Linked DNA regions of Mus musculus: region 2 is linked to region 1. A link is a loop called in an ENCODE intact Hi-C map of the cell type or tissue named here. Cell type or tissue: gastrocnemius. All regions are shown on one strand. Each heading gives the region's core, and the rest is flanking DNA. Links, peaks and the distances in the headings are about the cores only. Region 1 overlaps Gm31515 (a long non-coding RNA gene). Region 2 holds the start of Gm28441 (a long non-coding RNA gene).

What was found. Peaks named below come from ENCODE experiments on the same cell type or tissue, not always from the same donor. Only the 100,000 strongest peaks of a DNase experiment are listed, where the experiment ranks them.
Region 2: it touches region 1 in a loop (2.0-fold over the local background); 4 of 42 quality-filtered maps call a loop at or near these places.

Annotation. Positions count from the first base shown.
Region 1 is chr1:133,883,191-133,891,516 of GRCm38, reverse strand. Gm31515 (a long non-coding RNA gene) reads right to left here. Exons shown (of 3, transcript XR_878539.1): 3 at 451-768. Among named protein-coding and RNA genes, the nearest start is that of Optc, 20 kb to the left of the region's middle. In gastrocnemius, for the core only: no CTCF peak of the experiment used is centred there; DNase peaks (open chromatin) are centred at 4,269 and 4,973; H3K4me3 peaks cover 709 bases; H3K27ac peaks cover 1,088 bases.
Region 2 is chr1:133,829,901-133,838,226 of GRCm38, reverse strand. It overlaps Gm41954 (a long non-coding RNA gene), which reads left to right. Exons shown (of 3, transcript XR_878538.2): 2 at 2,722-3,054; 3 at 5,349-5,632. Gm28441 (a long non-coding RNA gene) reads right to left here and starts at 3,038. Exons shown (of 2, transcript XR_387406.1): 1 at 2,983-3,038; 2 at 1-1,141. In gastrocnemius, for the core only: no CTCF peak of the experiment used is centred there; a DNase peak (open chromatin) is centred at 3,811.

The DNA of each region.
Region 1 (8,326 bases), core at 109-8,108:
AGGGTGCCTGTGTGGCCCCCACATTTCCTTCCCTCCATTAAAGCTGTGGACCAGCCAGGCTACCATAATAATGCCCACACTCAGACCTCTTCCTCCGTCTTCATCCTTGTCCAGTCTGGTCAGCCCTTCCATCCTCCGTCTGGCTTTGCAGCGGGTCTTTATCCATCTCTAGCCTTGTGCTGAAGAGGAAACAACCCACACCCTACTCCTGCTCCTGATAGCCCTGGAAGCAATTAAATGGCATACCTCATGGGTTAAAACATGTTAAAACATGGGTTAATCCCCCTGGAAGAGGGATCCTGCAGCCCAGACCAGGCTTGGAGCCTGGCATGAACAGAAGCAACAATGTATCTCTTGGAGAGCCGAAGAAATTTTGTGTCCTGGGGAGAGGCAACAAGAAAATAAGCCTCTGTTTTTAGGGGAGTTCAGGAACGGGGGGTGGGGGGGGGGTGGGGGGGGGGAGCCGTGGGAAATGGGAGGGTAGAGACCAGAAATGGAGCCAGAGATGAGTGAAGCCCTTGGCTATGGATAATCCTGAAAAAGACCAACCTCTGGTCTGTGGATGTTCTGCAAAAATAGGAAAGTGGTAAGTGGCTGTCCAGATGTTTCAGGCCAGAGCACCCTGATGAGGAAAATCCTGGACTCAAGTCTTCCGGGATCAGTTGCACACTTGGAGAGAAATTGCATTGCCAATCTCAATGCTCAGTGTTTGAAAAGGTGAGTCTAAAAACAGGGTCCTTCTCAATGTCACCAGACCAGGACGTCATCCTGCAGAGATAAGAGAGAAGCAGGCAGAATTCAGTATTCGGAAAAACCCCAACAGGCTTATAGCCTTTGCCCCGGTCTAGACCAGCCTTTACCTACTGCAGGCTGGGGGCTCCGCTGAGTCCTAGCTGAGAGCTGCCCAGCCTGCGCCTGTGAGTCACTGTGGGAGCCTGAGCCCACCCTTCACATTTTATCTCCAGGGGAGTTCAGGTTGGTGGGCTTCGTTTTGTAGAGCTCAATTCCTTTCCCAAGGTTACAGCGCAAGTAAGAGACAGCATGTCAGCCAAGCTCTCCGAGACTGCTGGACTGGAACGGGGCGTCTGACACACGCGCTGAACGTGTCTCGCCTCATACTTCCTATAGGAACTTGTTCAGAGCACACCCGATAAACACTGCCAGGCCAACTCCACAGCACAGCACAGAAGGACGGAGACATGGGACAGGATCCCCCCTCCCCCTTCCAAAGGTCCTCAGCTGGATTTCTCCTCTAAACCTCTCCAATCTCAATCTTGCTACCTCCATATGTCTATTGTCCCTGATCCCAGCATCCTGGCTCCCCGGCTCCTATTCATCACCTCCTTCCACTCCCCTAACCCTGGCCGCACTAGGTTTCTTCCGGTAAACAGAGCCACGGGGCCGCCCTCGCCCAATGGGGCTGTTCCAAGGCAGGCTCGCCTCCCTCTGGAGTCTTGCTCACTGCAGTCTCCGGTGGGGATGGGGGCAGCCTGGCCCACTCTGCCTCTCTACTGCCTGCCTCCCCTCCTCGTTGCTACAGCTTCAGACTAGCCTTGTTCTTTTCCTGAGTCCAGGAAGGGCTGGACTAGCCCTTCTTCCCTAGCAAGAAAAATGTCAGGAGAGTTGACTTTTGCCACACTCAAGCATCTTCCAGTCGCCCTGAGGTCTGAAGAGTAGATACTAAGGACAGCCTGTAAAGACGCAATGATGCCAAGGATGATACCTGCCAATGTACCCAGGGATCCTGTGAGTGCATAGGGCCCCACCCCAAGCGGAGTGGGCAGCCTCAGCACTGAGTCTCACACCCCTGACTGGCTTCTCGTGGATCTTGAGTCTCAGTTTTCTGAACTGCAAAAAAATCCTGGTGTGCAAGGGCCCAGCCAAAGGGATTTCCACAGATCCAGACCTAGCCTCAGCCTGAAGTGTCTCTAGTTTCCTTCCTTGATTCTCTGAAGAGCTCTTCATTAAGTTCCAAGCACCAGGGACTTCATCATAACAAAGACAGGCAAGGTCTCTTCTCTGTAGGGGAGAAAATAAACACTACCCGCAATAAAGGGAGTAATTCACAGAGGGAATATTTCAGCTACACGGGAATGTGGGGAAGGCTAATCTGTGACTCCGTGAGCCCACGGGTGTCTCCATTTCTTACATATTAAATGCCACTAGGGACTGTGAGTGTGAATGGAGGGTAGGAGCTAGTGCCGCACAGTGGTGGGAACTGCTCTCCCGCCAGAGGGATCAGTGGGTGCAAAGACCTGAGCAGAAGAAAGTAGGGCAAATTTGAGGAAAGGAGAGGTCAGCAGTATGCATAACCATAACTGGCTGGAGGTGGGGTCTGAGAAGCAGCACAGCCCGGAGTAGGAAGAGCTTATAGAGTGGTGTGGCCTGGTGGGTGCTTCTCTGAGACTCAAATGCCCTCCGCTCTGTCTGTTCCTGTTAGTCATGCTAGAAACATAAGCACAGAGGAAAGAGGGTGACAAACCAGAGAGTGACAGTGACCAGAGCAAGCAACCTTTTAAGAAAGGAAGACTATGTCCCTTTCTGTTGCTCCCAGGCTGATGGGTAGAAGTGGGGAGCTAACAAGGACAGGATCCCCTTGGGGATGCTCGTGGGGGTAGCTGAAGAAGAGCGAAGCCAGCAGCTTCCACAGGGGGAAGGACCTTGAGGAGGGGGTAGTAAAGAATAGTTTAAGGGTGCTTAATGGGCTTGAGGCTACACAATCTTCCCTTGGTCTCTGCCTTGAGAAGACACCATTGGGATGTTCCCTGACTTCAGGGTTTTAATCTTTTGGAAATGTGCAACAGGGAGGTTTGCTCTCCAGGGCCACAGCAGCAGGAGAGGCCCTGCCACTATCCCTGCTCCATGCTGAACTGCTCGGTGGCTCACACAGGTCCTTTGTCCTCTCTCCCTACTCCACCCAGGGGCAGAATGAAGTCCAGACAGTCTGCGCCTCAGCGCCCAGACTGCTTTCTACTTTTTAAGATTTATTTATTCATGTTTAATGGATGTGTAAACATGTGTGTTTGCACAAGTTTATGTGCACCGTGTGTATGCAGGTGCCCACAGAAATCAGAGGATATCAGGTCCCCTGGAACTGGAGTTACAGGCAGTTGTAAACCACCTGATATGGATGCTATGAACTGAATTTGCATATTCTGATGGCTCTTAATGCCTGAGCTACCCCTATCAGGGAGAGTGTTCAAAGACTTGAGATAATAGGCAGAGAGACCAAACTACTGATCCTCAGAGCAAGCTGGCGAAATCTCCCCAAAGACAAGTGTGTTGGACTTTCTGTCCCTGTGACAAAGCACTAGACATGAACAACCTAAGGGAGGGGAGATTTATCAGGAGTTTTAGTCTAAGGTCAGCTACATCCATTGCCTGAAGTGGGGCAGAATGGCAGTGACCATGTGTGGAGGAGGCTGCTCACCACAAGGCAGCCAGAAAGCAGAGACAGACAGACAGACAGACAGACAGACAGGAAGGGTCAGAGTCAAGATATAGCTCTTCAAAGCTGCATCCCCAGTGACATACTTCCTCCCAGCAGATTCACTCTCCATAGTGCCACCCCTCCTAACTGTCTATGCAAACTCTAACAATCTGATTGGAGGAATAAACCAGTGATTAGCTCAGAAGCATCCCTATCTAACTGTCTCTGGAACCGCCCTCGCAGACACACCCTGAGGTATGCCTCTCTCATCTTGCAATTGTTAAGGTAGCACGCAACAGTAACAGTAACCATGTTGCTGGGAGATTCATTAACTCAGTGACCAAGCGTAGCCTAGCACGGGCTGTGGCCCCAGTTCTGTCTCCAGCACCACAGAATAGGGAAGAGAAAGGAGGAGGTTAGCCTGGACTTCCCAGGGGTGAAGGCTGTATGGCTCAGGTCCAGCTACCTCAAAGGGACATCCACTGGGGCCAGGGACTCTCAGCCACCCCCAGAAGCTTCTGTTCAGGTGCCAGGATAAGGCACAGGAAAGTAAAGGAAGGGACAAGTGCCCACACAAACACCTCCCCAAGGAAGCAGTCTGTGGGGGCCATGGATGAAGTAGCCTCAAAATACAGAAGAACCCCTTTCCCACCCAGTGACTGTGGTACCCAGAGGAACCAAGGTTCCAGTCCCTCTCTCCTTCCCACCCTACAGCTCCAGGGCAAGAGCAGTCCTCTGCCCTGTGGGGCCCCTGCGGCTTCCTCTTCTCCCCTCCGGCCTGGAGATAGTTTTTTAACAGGCAGCCTGCTTTCTCATGCGCAATAAATGCCTCCCAGCAGAACCTGCTGCGCGCCTTTCCCACGTCAGTAATCAGCATACAGAACAAGCAGGCGAGTTCCCTCGCTCCCCCTCCCTCCCATCTCTCTCCTCTCTTTTTGCTTTTCCTCCTCCAGCCTTCTTCCCACCAATCAGAGTCTCTGCCACCTCCTGGGAAGCTGGGAAGGTTTATCATCAGACCAAGGTTGTCATAAGGAAAACAGGTTTATTTTCTTCGCTTTGAGAAGGTGCTGACGGGAAGACTGGGGAGGGTGTTCATGCCCCCCCTCCATGCCCGGACCCCAGTGCCTGAATCTGATGCTATCTTCTAGCTCATCTCCAAGTTGCCCCTCCGACCCACCTGCGTGGTCCTTATTTATGAATATTGGTGTCCCCCCAACCTGTCACTCCAAATCCTTTCCTCATTCTTAGCCTTTCACGTTCGTTCAGGACTTGGGAGTCATTCTGTGCCGGGAATCCTGGAGCTGAGGATATGAGACACAAGGGGAGGGATGTGCCACAGAGGCATGAATAAACCATTAAGATACAATGTGGTAACTGAGGCGACAGAGGCTCTCACGGCAGCAGCAGCACCCAGGGGAGCAGCTAGTCCGTGTGGGCGGAGAGATGAGAGATGGTATCCTGAAGGGAAGAGAACCCAGGGCAGAGTGCTCTGAAACAGGATGGCACTCCTGACCCAGGGTTGTGCAACCAGAGAGCCCAGCAGGGTGTGGGGCACAGCCAGAGCCAAGCTGGAGGTGTGGGGATATGGCCAGGGGCAGGCAGAACACAGGACAAAGACTCTGGTGAGCTTTGTGAGGTTGGCATCTGGTCAGGTGGGGATTTGGGAAATTCTGGAAAAGTAGAGTTAAAGAGAACTCGTCACTATAGTTGGCTGTACTAAGTGGCCAGGAGGCCTGCCCTGTGGGACAGAGCAATGGCAGCAAGATTAGCCTACACAAGGGGTAGCAGGTACTCCAAGAACTGTCAAGGTTTCACAGAGGTGGGGTTCTTCGGCAGCAGAGTCAGCTGACTTCAGGGAAGGATGGGGGGGTCAGAGGCAGAAATACCCTGTGGGAAGAGCATGTGGCCAGAGACACGCGGGAGATGCCACAGGGGTTTGTGAGCAGAAGAGAAACCTTGCAGGCAAGAACAGCTGGAGAACCTGGCCACCAGCTAGGGAGGAAGAGGGTGGCGGTGGCAGTGGCGGTGGCTGTGGCGGGTGGCGGCAGCCTTCTCCCAGCAGACCTTTGCAGACTGCCTGTGGTATGTATATGCTCAGCCCAGGGAGGGGCACACTATTAGAGGGTGTGGCCCTGTTAGAGTAGGTATGGCCTTGTGAGAGTAGGTGTGGCACTGTGAGGTGGCCTGGAAGTCAATATTCTGCTAGCAGCCTTCAGATGAAGATGTAGAACCCTCAGCTCCTCCTGCATCATGGCTGCCTGGATGCCGCCATATTACTGCATTGATGATAATGGGCTGAATCTCTGAACCTATAAGCCAGCCCCAGTTAAATGCTGTTCTTCTAAGAGTTGCCTTGGGCCGGGCAGTGGTGGCACACACCTTTAATCCCAGCACTTGGGAGGCAGAGGCAGGCAGATTTCTGAGTTCGAGGGCAGCCTGGTCTACAGAGTGAGTTCCAGGACAGCCAGGGCTACACAGAGAAACCCTGTCTTGAAAAGCAAAAAAAAAAAAAAGAAGAAAAAGAAAGAAAGAAAAAAGAGTTGCCTTGGTCATAGTGCCTGCTCACAGCAGTAAAACTCTACCTCAGACCATGGGAGAGGTGCTGCTCAGGTGCAGTCTGGGCTCACGGCTGCCCACCTAGTCCCCCATTCACTCATGTCTTGGGTCTTCCTAAGGACGAACCAGTCTTTATTCTGTCATCCATCAGAGTCATAGCAGCCACTCTACAGAGGGTCCACTGGATGGGGCTGGCCATCAGCTCTCTCTAACTGGGCTCTAACCAATAGAAGAGACAGAACCTTCATGCTCAGAGAACTCTGGATTTGATGTAGAGGGCATGCGTGAGAACCTTACACAGACACACGCACGCACGCACGCGCAGGTAACATCAACATAGGAATGGGCTCCATATGAAATGAATGCAGGAATGCATGCTAAAGGGACACCAGACAGGAGAGGCGCCTAGGATGGAGAGGCAGAGACACTTTCTGTGGTTCCTGAGCTGTGAGACCAATTGGGACGTGACATCCATAATTTATAGCCATCCATCCTGGAGGGCCTGGTGCTCTGACCCCTTCGGAAAACACTCTTTTCTCTGACAGCTGAGCCCTCTTCCTTGGAGGCCTGGGGCAGGAGGTTGGCTCTGTGAGATGGACTCCGGTGCCCTGTAACCAGATGATGGATGAGGAGGCAAGAGCTGTTGGGGTGGCAGAGGCCAGCGGGGAGCATCCGGGAGAGAAATATGGAAGCAGAGTAACCTAGAAACGAGAGGCTAGGGGGCTGGGTGAGCGAGGGAAGCTGGACACAGCTCTCTGCCGCCTCTCTTCAGCTGGGTCCTCTATTCTGTGACACATAATGATAGGGTACAGGTGAAAGGAACGGGAGAAAAATCGAGGGTCTGCAGAGTCGCCTTTCTCTCTCTTTGGAGCCATGGATTTAGAAAGCTCCCAGGCTCTTCTGAGGAGTAGGCCACTCACAGGCAGCTCCACTTCCTGTCTGGTGTCCCAGTGCCTCAGTAACAGCCCAGGTCCCAGCTCCAGGTTTCCATCCAACCTAGCTTTCTCCGACAGCACAGGCAGACACTGGGCCCAAGCAGCGAGCAGAGGTAAGGCCTGTCTCCTAGGATCCTGTCCTTTCAGAACTCCACCCCAAGGGCTCAAGGTAGAAAAAAATAACTGCAGCCAGCATCTCTGGGAGTCAGCCTGCAATTTCAGCTCACTGGCAGGCACAGGAGTCTGTAGGTGTGATGGGCAAGGCTTCAGCCTACTCTTCCCGGCCTGTGAATTCCATTTGTCCGTTCATTCCGTGTGCACACAGGACGTCAGGGAAGCTGACAGGTTAACATTGGCCTCCTCCTACTCACTCCTGTCAGCTGCTGGAAGCAGAGGAGCCGAGGAGCAGGAAGCCACAGGAGCTCCGCTTCTTACAAATCAGCTAACAGGGTGGGATGCTTGGTCCTCTGGTATTATTGGTCTCTCCTGCCCAACAAATGTCAGGAAAAGGGTAATCTGAATGCTTAATTACCAGTCTCTCTGAAAGTGGAACATGGGGCAGTTAAAATTATAGAGCATCTCAGATCTCAGGCCCACCTCCTGTACCCCCCGTAATTGTAAGCACGGGGCTTACATTAGTGGATCAAATATGGACCCTGTCCCAGGAGCTTAGACTCTGGAGCAACGGTAGCAGGTGGTACTGTCAACAGTTAGAGACATATTCTGAGTAGAATAGACTGGAAGAGCTGGTAGAGAAGACAGCAAGCAAACTGGCCAAATGAGCCAGGCAGGGCCACCCCTTGCATATGGCTGCTTAGCAGAACAGGGAGAGGCCTTGCGTTGCCCAAAACACATCTGTAGAAAGGATAAGAGGATGCCCACAGTCAGTATGCTTCTGAAGGTGAGAAGCTGGAAGATGACTTCGATGAGGGTCTAGCCTCTTCTTCCTTCACAGGTGAGGCTCACTTCTCTAACACCTGTCCACTTTCGACTTGCTCCCCTGCCATACTCCGGATAGATGAGTTCTGCTCAAATCTGGGCATTCTCTGGGTCTCCATGGAGAAAAGCGGGGACTCCTCAACACCAGAGCTCTGGGGACTAGGACACGTGGTGATGGATGGGTCAGAGAGACCAGAGAACAGCTGCCCTTGGCTAATAGGGCGAGCACTGTCTGTTTTCCTTATCAGAGGCCCAGCCTGATCTCACTCAGCCCTCAGAGGCAGCCTGCTCAGAGTTCACCCTGCTTGCCCCTCTCCTCTCCCACTTTCTCCCATCCCACCCAGATCCAAGTCTTCAAGACCACCTGTCCAGCAAATGGGCTCTAGGAAGGCCAGGGAGGGAGGCATGACTGTAGGACCCAAGACCTTCGGAGGCCTCTTTGTACACTTCACACACCCACTGCCAG
Region 2 (8,326 bases), core at 295-8,294, 53 kb after region 1:
GCATAGACTCCAGCTTCATTCTTCAGTGCAGTGTAGTACTCTATCCAATCCCCTCCTCTTAAATTCCTGGCCTTTTCCATATATATGTCCGTGTGTGTGTGTGTGTGTGTGTGTGTGTGTGTGTATGTGTGTATGCATAAATACAAAAATATTACCTGCTGAGTCTATTCAGTGTTGCTTGTATGTATGATTTCAGAACTGACCACTGGCATTGGATGACTAATTGGGGGCTCACCCCTGGAGAAGACTCTTTCTCCCTCTTTCACAATTGTTAGTTGCCTGTAGTTCTTCATCTAGAGCTGTTCAAGTCTTGTTTGGGCAGCCACGCTGTTGAGGTGTCATGGAAGACGCTTTCGTAGTATTTCTAGGAGGCACATCTCTCAGCAAACATCCTGGTCCCCTGGCTCTTACAATTTGTCTACCCTTCTTCCATGATGTTCCCGAGCCCTGGGTGTGTGAGTTATCCTATAGATGTATCTGTTGGGGCTGGGTACCTGACGATCAGTTGCTCTCTGGATTGTGACCAGTCTGTTGCAAAGAGAGCTACATTTATCTGTGGGGAGAAGTATTTAGGGGCTGGAGAGATGGCTCAGCGGTTAAGAGCACTGATTGTTCTTCCAGAGGTCCTGAGTTCAATTCCCAGCACCCACATGGTAGCTCACAACCATCTGTAATGGGATCTGATGCCCTATTCTAGTGTGTCTGAAGACAGTGACAGTGTACTCATATATATAAATAAATAAATCTTTTTTAAAAAAAGAGTAAGTATTTAGAATGTTCTTAGGAATTAATCTGTTTTAGTGAAGTGGTGGTTGTAGGTTCTCCTCTAAGGCTCATGACCTCACTCAGGGAATTAGCTAGGTTTCCCTCTTGTTAAGTGGGCCTTGGGTCCAATGAGATAGCTGTTGGTTACTCACAAGATATGAGTGCCACTCTTATGGCTATCTTGCCATGTTGGCCAACGTGGTTCATAAACTTCACAGCTAAGTAAGTAGGGCTGTTGGTTGCTTTCTGTCCTTGGCAGCTGGCTTAGCACTTCTGAGACTATGGAAGTTAGTCCTTGGGTCGGATCCAGCTTGGGTCCTCCATGTCCTGTATTGCAAGTGTGTGCTATCTTCAGCAATAGGGACTTGGCTTCAACCTGTGGGAGGTAACCAAGGGCAACCACCATGCCTGTGTTGTTTGAGGACTCTCTTGGGTTTCCCTGACCAACACTTTTAAAGGGGACTTCTCGTGCCTGGAACTGAGGATAAACTAGGTGCACACATATCCTTGTTACATATATATGCTATACACAGGCTTATATGTATTATATATAACTTGGGGAAAATAAAAAATATGTGGGCTGGAGAGATGGCTAAGAGGTAAAGAGCACTGGCTGCTCTTGCAGAGGACCCTGGTTCTGTTCCCTGCACCACATGGCGGTTCACAATGGTCTGTAACTCCAGTTCCAGAGGATCCAAGCAAAACATCAATACACATAAAAAATAAAAAGAAATCATTAAAATATTTTTAAAATAATGTGATTTTTTTTGTAACCTTTCAAACCACCGTACTATTCTTTTCCTCTCCTCCATCCCTCTCTTTCCGTTCTGACCTCCCACCCACTTGCTTTATTTTCAAGGCAGGGTTTCTCTGTGTTGCCTAGTGTGGTGGTTTGGATAGGAATGGCCCAATAAAATCATGTGTTTGAATGCTTGACCCACAGGGAGATGCACTATTAGGAGGTGTGGCCTTGTTGTATGAAGTGTGTTACTGAAGGGGCCTGCTTTGGGGTCTCCTGAGCTCCAGATACATCCAGTGTTGTACAGTCTCCTTCTGCTGCCTTTGGATCAAGATGCAGAGCTCTCAGCTTCCCCAGTACCATGTCCACCTGTGTACTCCCATGCTTCTGGCCATGACAATAAAGGACTAAACCTCCGAATCTGTAAGCCAGCCTCAATTAAATGTTTTCCTTTATAAGAGTTGGCAAGGTCATGGTGTCTCCTCACAACAATAGAAACCCTAACTAAGACACCTAGCCTGGTCTCAAGTGATCCCCTTTGCCTCAGCCTCCTGGTTACCTGGGATTACTGGTACATATCAGTATGGCTCCTCAAATTTTCATCATTACTAAAATTTAAAAACATAGCCAAGTATGGTGGTATATACTTGGTGTCCTAGAACTTGGGTTGTGGATATAGGGATTCACACACTGAGTTTAAAGTCAGTCTCAGCCACACAAAGGCTTGGTTAAAAAAGAATGAAAGCTGGGTTCAGGGGATGGCTCAGCAGGTAGAGAGGGATGCTTGGCTCCACCCCTATCAACCTGTGTTCTATTAGATCCCCAGATCCCACAAAAGTAGAGAGAACTGACTCCATAAGGTTGTCCCCTGACTCTTGCATTTGTACCATGCCATATGTACTCTCCCTCCCCCTCCCCCTCCCCCTCCCCCTCCCTCTCCCTTCCCCTCTCCCTCCCTTCCCCCTCCCCCTTGCCTCTCCCTCCCCCTCCCCCTCCCCTCCCCTCCCCTTTCTCTCTCTCTCTCTCTCACACACAAACATACACACACACACACACACCCCTCCACCACAACCAACAAGAATAACAATAGAAATTTTTAAATTAAATAAAATTATAAAGAGAACAACAAAAACCAAAACGGCATATAGCCATTTGCCCGCCTCTCTTTAAATTTAAATGCTAACAATCTGACATACACATTTCAAATTCTGTTTTAGGCTCTACGGACTTCTCCAGATGAACCTCACTAAGAAGCCCTCAGGGGGCTGGAGGTTGCCACAACTGCAAGCTGCCCTCATTGCATCTTTGCTCGAGGCTCCTGGGGCTCCAGGGTCAGGATCTCCTTACCATGACATTCCCTAGCTTCCTGAACTGGCCTATCTCCACCTCTGCTCTCCTGAAGCCATAGTAGGCTACTGGAATTACGATTTTCACACAGATCATTTCTAGTGCATTTTGCTGACCCACCAACAGTCTACCTGGAGAGGGGAGTCCTCCTCAGGACCCAGCATGGAAGTCACTGGCTGTCTTTCCTGTCCCACCCCCAGCAGGTTGGTCCAGCCCCTACCCACATCAGGCCTCCACCATTGTCTCCATCACAATCCTTCTCTGAGTCCTTGCTGTCCTGTGTCAATCTGTAGACCATCCAGCCCAGCACGCTAAGTCCCTTGAGGATCAGATTCCTGTCTTGTTCTTTGTGGGCCCCAGAGCCCGGCACTCATAGTGGCAGTCACACTCAACAGATGCTCTTAAGTTGCCTTTGAGTAGGAGGTGGTGGCTCACACCAGTAAACCCAACATACAGGAGGTTGTGACTGGAAGATCACTGTGGATTCAGATCAGCCTGGGCTACAGAGAGACCTTGTTCCCTAAACCCTGAATGAATGAATGAATGAACGAACGAATGAATGAATGAATGAATTAGTGTTGCCTTAAGAATCACCTGGTGGCAGAGTACAGGGATTAGGCATCCTAAGTCTGTTTTCTAGGGGTCTCCATTAACAAGGGTACTCAGGACTACTGGAGACTTCCAAGATCACAACTGTAGCAGTGTCCTAACACCTGGTCAGCCTGGCTCTCCCTGGCCCTGCTCTGGCTCTCCTGCCATGGTGCCCTCCTCTCAGCGGAGTCACAGGCGCTCCTTACTTAATGGTCAAGGCCCAGACTCATCGCCCCACTGACTGCTCGCAGGCTGCTTGGAGCCCAGCCCCAATTCCCATAAATGGAAAGCGATTTGCTCTCATTCCCAAGATGAATCATTTTGTTTTAATAGCCTGTCCTTTGCTGGCAATGCCACAGCTGTCTGCTCAGCCTTTTGGCCGTCTGTTGGCAGGATGCCCTTCCAGGCCCTGTTAATTACCAAAAAGGGGGGTACAGAGAGGAGGGAACCCCTCAAAGAGTAGGGCACTGGTCAGCAGTGGGCCCAAATCAATGCAAATGACACTACTGTCCTTCCTGGACCCAGACACGAGTCCCAGGTAGGCAGCAGCTCCTGACATGTTGCCCACTTGGGGAGCTTTCTTGGTTATAAGACAGAACTAATGGAATGGAAAATCCAACCAACTGTGCTGGCTAGTTTTATATCAACTTAGCACAAGCCAGAATCATTTGATAAGAGGGACTCTCCATTGAGAAAACACCCACACCAGACTGGCCTAGGGGACGTTTTATTGATTAATAATTAGTGTGGGAGAGCCTAGCTTACTCCAATCAGTGCTATCCCTAGGCTGGTGGTCCCGGGTGTTATAAGAAAGCTGGATGAGCAAGCTATGAAGAACAAGCCAGTAAATAGGGCTCCTCCTAGCCTCTGGATCAGCTCCTGCCTCTAGGCTGCTGACCCGACTTCCTTAGATGATGGACTATAAGCTGTAAACTGAAATAACCCCTTTCCTCCCCAGGTTGGTCCTGGCCTTTATCACAGCAATAGAAAGCCAAGGACAGCTCTTGAGTCCCCAGGGAAACTTCCCAGCATGGAGTTCCTCTGGACAGCCTGGTGGTGTTGAGCTGAGCAGACTGGGGCAGGGGTGGGTTGGGGTGGGGGTGGCAGAATTATGAATGTTGATAATGAACAGAGACGTTTCAGGACCCAGATTTAGTTTTCAAATTTGCTATAAATAAGTATCATGGGGAGAAAATCCAACCTATAGTCCTTCGGAGGTGACCGCTCTGGGATGCCATGTAGAAAAGTAGCCATTATAGTCGTCTTCTGCACGAGAAGGCTGGTTCTACAGTTCAATGTGAGAGAGGCCAGCCTGCAGTTAGCTAAAGGAGTTGCTTCTGGCCCCAGTCTCTAGTCTCTACCCTCGATGCTGGTTCTGGGATCCATGGGCTATCTTGCTAATGCCTAGGGTCTGCCTCCAGGGCTAGGATCCTTAGAAGCTCAGAGTGTGCTAACCTTTTCCCAATGGGGGACTTACTGTTCACATCCTGACCATCTAAAAGGCTTCGGGAAGACACTGGCCTCCCTGCTTGTCCAGCTGGCAAGTAAGGACATGCCCAGGGGTGTGGAGAGGGGTCTGATGCACAGAAACGGTGCCCTGGCCTCGGGAGACCACCTCTGCCTGAGGGATCTTGAACTTCAGAAGTTCAGCTTGTTTCACAGCCTGGCAGGGAGGAAAAGGGAACCATGGTCCTCCCCCCCCCCCCGCCCCGCCCCCCAATGAACAGCTGATTCTGTAAGAGGTTTCCTGTAGCCCAATAGGCCATTGCTAAAGATTCTGTGGGATTGATGGAAAACATCTGGGTTTTTGTTTTTTTGTTTTTTCAATAATACACAGCCTCCATGGAAGATGGCAGACTGTTCCCATATTTTTCTCTTCTCTCATTTCTTTCCTTGCCTCATGCAGCCTGCCTCCCCTCCACACTGGCTACAGATTCTCAGACCTTGTCCAAAGTTTGCGTTCAAGAAAAGTCCCCTCACCCTCCTGCACTCTGACATGCGCCCCACGTGGGGCTTCCTCAGCAGTGAGGAGAGCCCGAGGGGGAGGAACCAGGACCCCAGGGAAGCTGAATGAGAAAAACCCAGGATGCTCTCCCCTTCAGTCGCTCCCACAGGGAGCGAGGATGTATGTAGCTCAGGGCTGAAGCACCTGCCCAGCATGCAGAAAGTCCTGGGTTCTGTCCCTCACAGCACCACAGGAAGTAAGTAAATGAAATTTGAAAATTAAAAAATAAACAATGAAAAAGGAAAGAAGAGGAAGAAGAGAAAGAAAGAGGAGGAAGAGGAAGAAGAGATGAAGGAGGAAGAGAAGGAAGAGGAGGAAGAAGAGGAAAAGGAAGGAACAAAGGTGACATGGCTGACTGGAAAGATAACCAGAGAAAACATCACTGACTCTCCCTCCCTGACTTCCTCCTCCTCCTCCTCCTCCTCCTCCTCCTCCTCCTCCTCCTCCTCTTCCTTCTCTTCTCAGCCTGACCCCCCCACCCCAAGCCTCCAGTTGACTTTGTTTGCAGTTATGAACCTATGTTGGGAGAGCAGGTCCTGACTGTCTGTGCCCGTGGTTGGAGCTCCCAGACAGCTCCTGGGAATAAACACTAATGGAGAAGCTCCCGCCGTCCTTACAAAGGCCCTGATGGAGCAGAGAAAAGAAGGGAGAAGCGGTGGGAAGCGAGGAGTTAACCTCGGCTAGGTTAAACTGCCTGAGATAATGTGTGGGAGCTCTCCCAAAACCCTGATGGATGTCGTTCTAAAGAAATATTAATCTTTCTCCCTTCCTCGTCTCCACTGGACAATTCAAATGCTTTATTAATCATTTATAACACCGCCATAGTAATAAGATTCATAAAAATTCAAATTGTATGAGTTTGGCTCTGTTCTTCTGGCTTCAGTTCAGAAAGCCATCTCTCTCACCCTCTTCTGGGAAAGGGGAGGCACCATCCCTTGGAATTCTCTCACCCTATTACATTCCGAGCAACCCCCTGCTTCAGATGACCTTGGGAAAGGTGTTTGTCTCGGGTCTTGTCTGCCAGGAAGAAGCTGAGATAAGGAATGAGAAGATGGCCATGTCTATCTAGCTCCCTCAGCCTGACCTTCCTCTGGCTGTGGTTCCAAACACCTCACCTCACAGGCCTCAGACTTAATACCGGGACCTCACTGCACCTGTCTTGGATCCTGGCACCAGATTACAGGCCAGGGTCTTAGCTGGCTCCTCTGTCCCTCTTATCTATTCTTTATTGTTTTACTAATGGATCCCTCCCCCAGGAATTAGGCACTCACAGAGTCACACTAGATGGATCTAGATTGAGTCTTTATGTCCACCAAAAAAGGGGGGTGAGGAGAGAGAGACAGAGGGACAGTGGGACAGAGGGACAGAGGGAGGGAAGGGAAGAACGAAAGGAAGGGAGGAGGATTTTGGTTTTGTTTGTTGTTGTTGTTAAGTGAAGCTGTGCCCATTGAACAACAGGACTGTGTTTTGAGAAATACATCCTTAAGGTGGTTCCCTCACTGTAAGAGCATCATAGAATATATTTACACAAAACTAAGTATAGTCAGTCATTCTACATGGTCTCTTTATTAGTAGTATTTTTTGAGACATGGCCTAACTCTACAGCCCCAGCTAATCTAATAAGGTGTGTGTCCACAGAGACCAAAAGAAGGCATCTGATCCCCTGGAGTTATAAGAGGTTGTGAGCCAGCTAGCCACCTGACATGATAACTGAGAACTGAACACAGGTCCTGCCTTGGGGATATAGCTCAGTAGAAGAGCACTTGCCTTAAGTGTGAGAAGCCCTAGGCTCAATCCCCAAGACTAGAAAAAAAAAATCTAGAACCAAATCCAAATTGGTTCTGCAACAAATCCTCTTAACTGCTGAGCAATTTCTCCAGCCCCCCAGACTAATCTTGAACTCACCAGGCAGCCTAAACTGGCCTTGAACTTGCTACAGTTCTCTGGCCTTGGCATCCTGACTACTGGAATAGCAGACATCCACCACTATGCTCTCAAAACATGGCCTCTTTTTATGATGCCAAGAAAGAAAGAAAATATGACCCTGGCATAGTGATTTATCTGTGTAATCCCAACATTCTAAAGGCTAAGGGAAGAAGATTGAGGGTTCAAGGCCAGCCTGAGCTATAGTATGGGACTCCATCTCAAAAACAAAAACAGGGCTGGAGATGTACGTAGAGTGCCCACCCAACATGTACAGGGCCCCTGGATTCAATCCCTAACAACATATAAACCAGGTATGACAGACTTGGTTTGAGTTTTATTGCTGGGAAGAGACATCATAACCAAGGTTAACTCTTATAAAGGCAAAGATTTAATTGGGGCTGACTTAGTTTCTGAGGTTCAGTTCATTATCATCATGGTGGGAAGCATAGCCACTCCCTATGGGTCAAACATTCAAATCCATGAGTCTACAGGGACTAACCCTATTCTAGCCACCACAGGAGGTAAAGTCAGAAAGAGATTCGAAAGTCATCCTTGATTACAGTATCGAGGCCAGTCCAAGCTATGAAAGATACTATGTCAAAACATCAACATAAATAAATAAATAAATAAATAAATAAATAAATAAATAAATAAATAGAGTGACTATACAGTCAAAAGCCAGCTGTTATCAAGTGTTCTATACTGCAGACCTATACTCAGCTACACTGCTATACCTGTGTACAGTTGGCAGGCTGGGAGGCTGGCACACACCAGCAGCATCACAAGCATGAGCATACAGTGTGGTGACCTTTCCTGGCACCAGGACTCTGTCTCTTGTAGCTTTGGGGAACTGTTCTCATATCTGCAGCCCGTCCTTAGCCAAGCCGTCCTCGCACAGCAATGCATTGTAAAGGCATCAACTTTCCTCCCTCGGGGCCATCCAACTCTCAGTT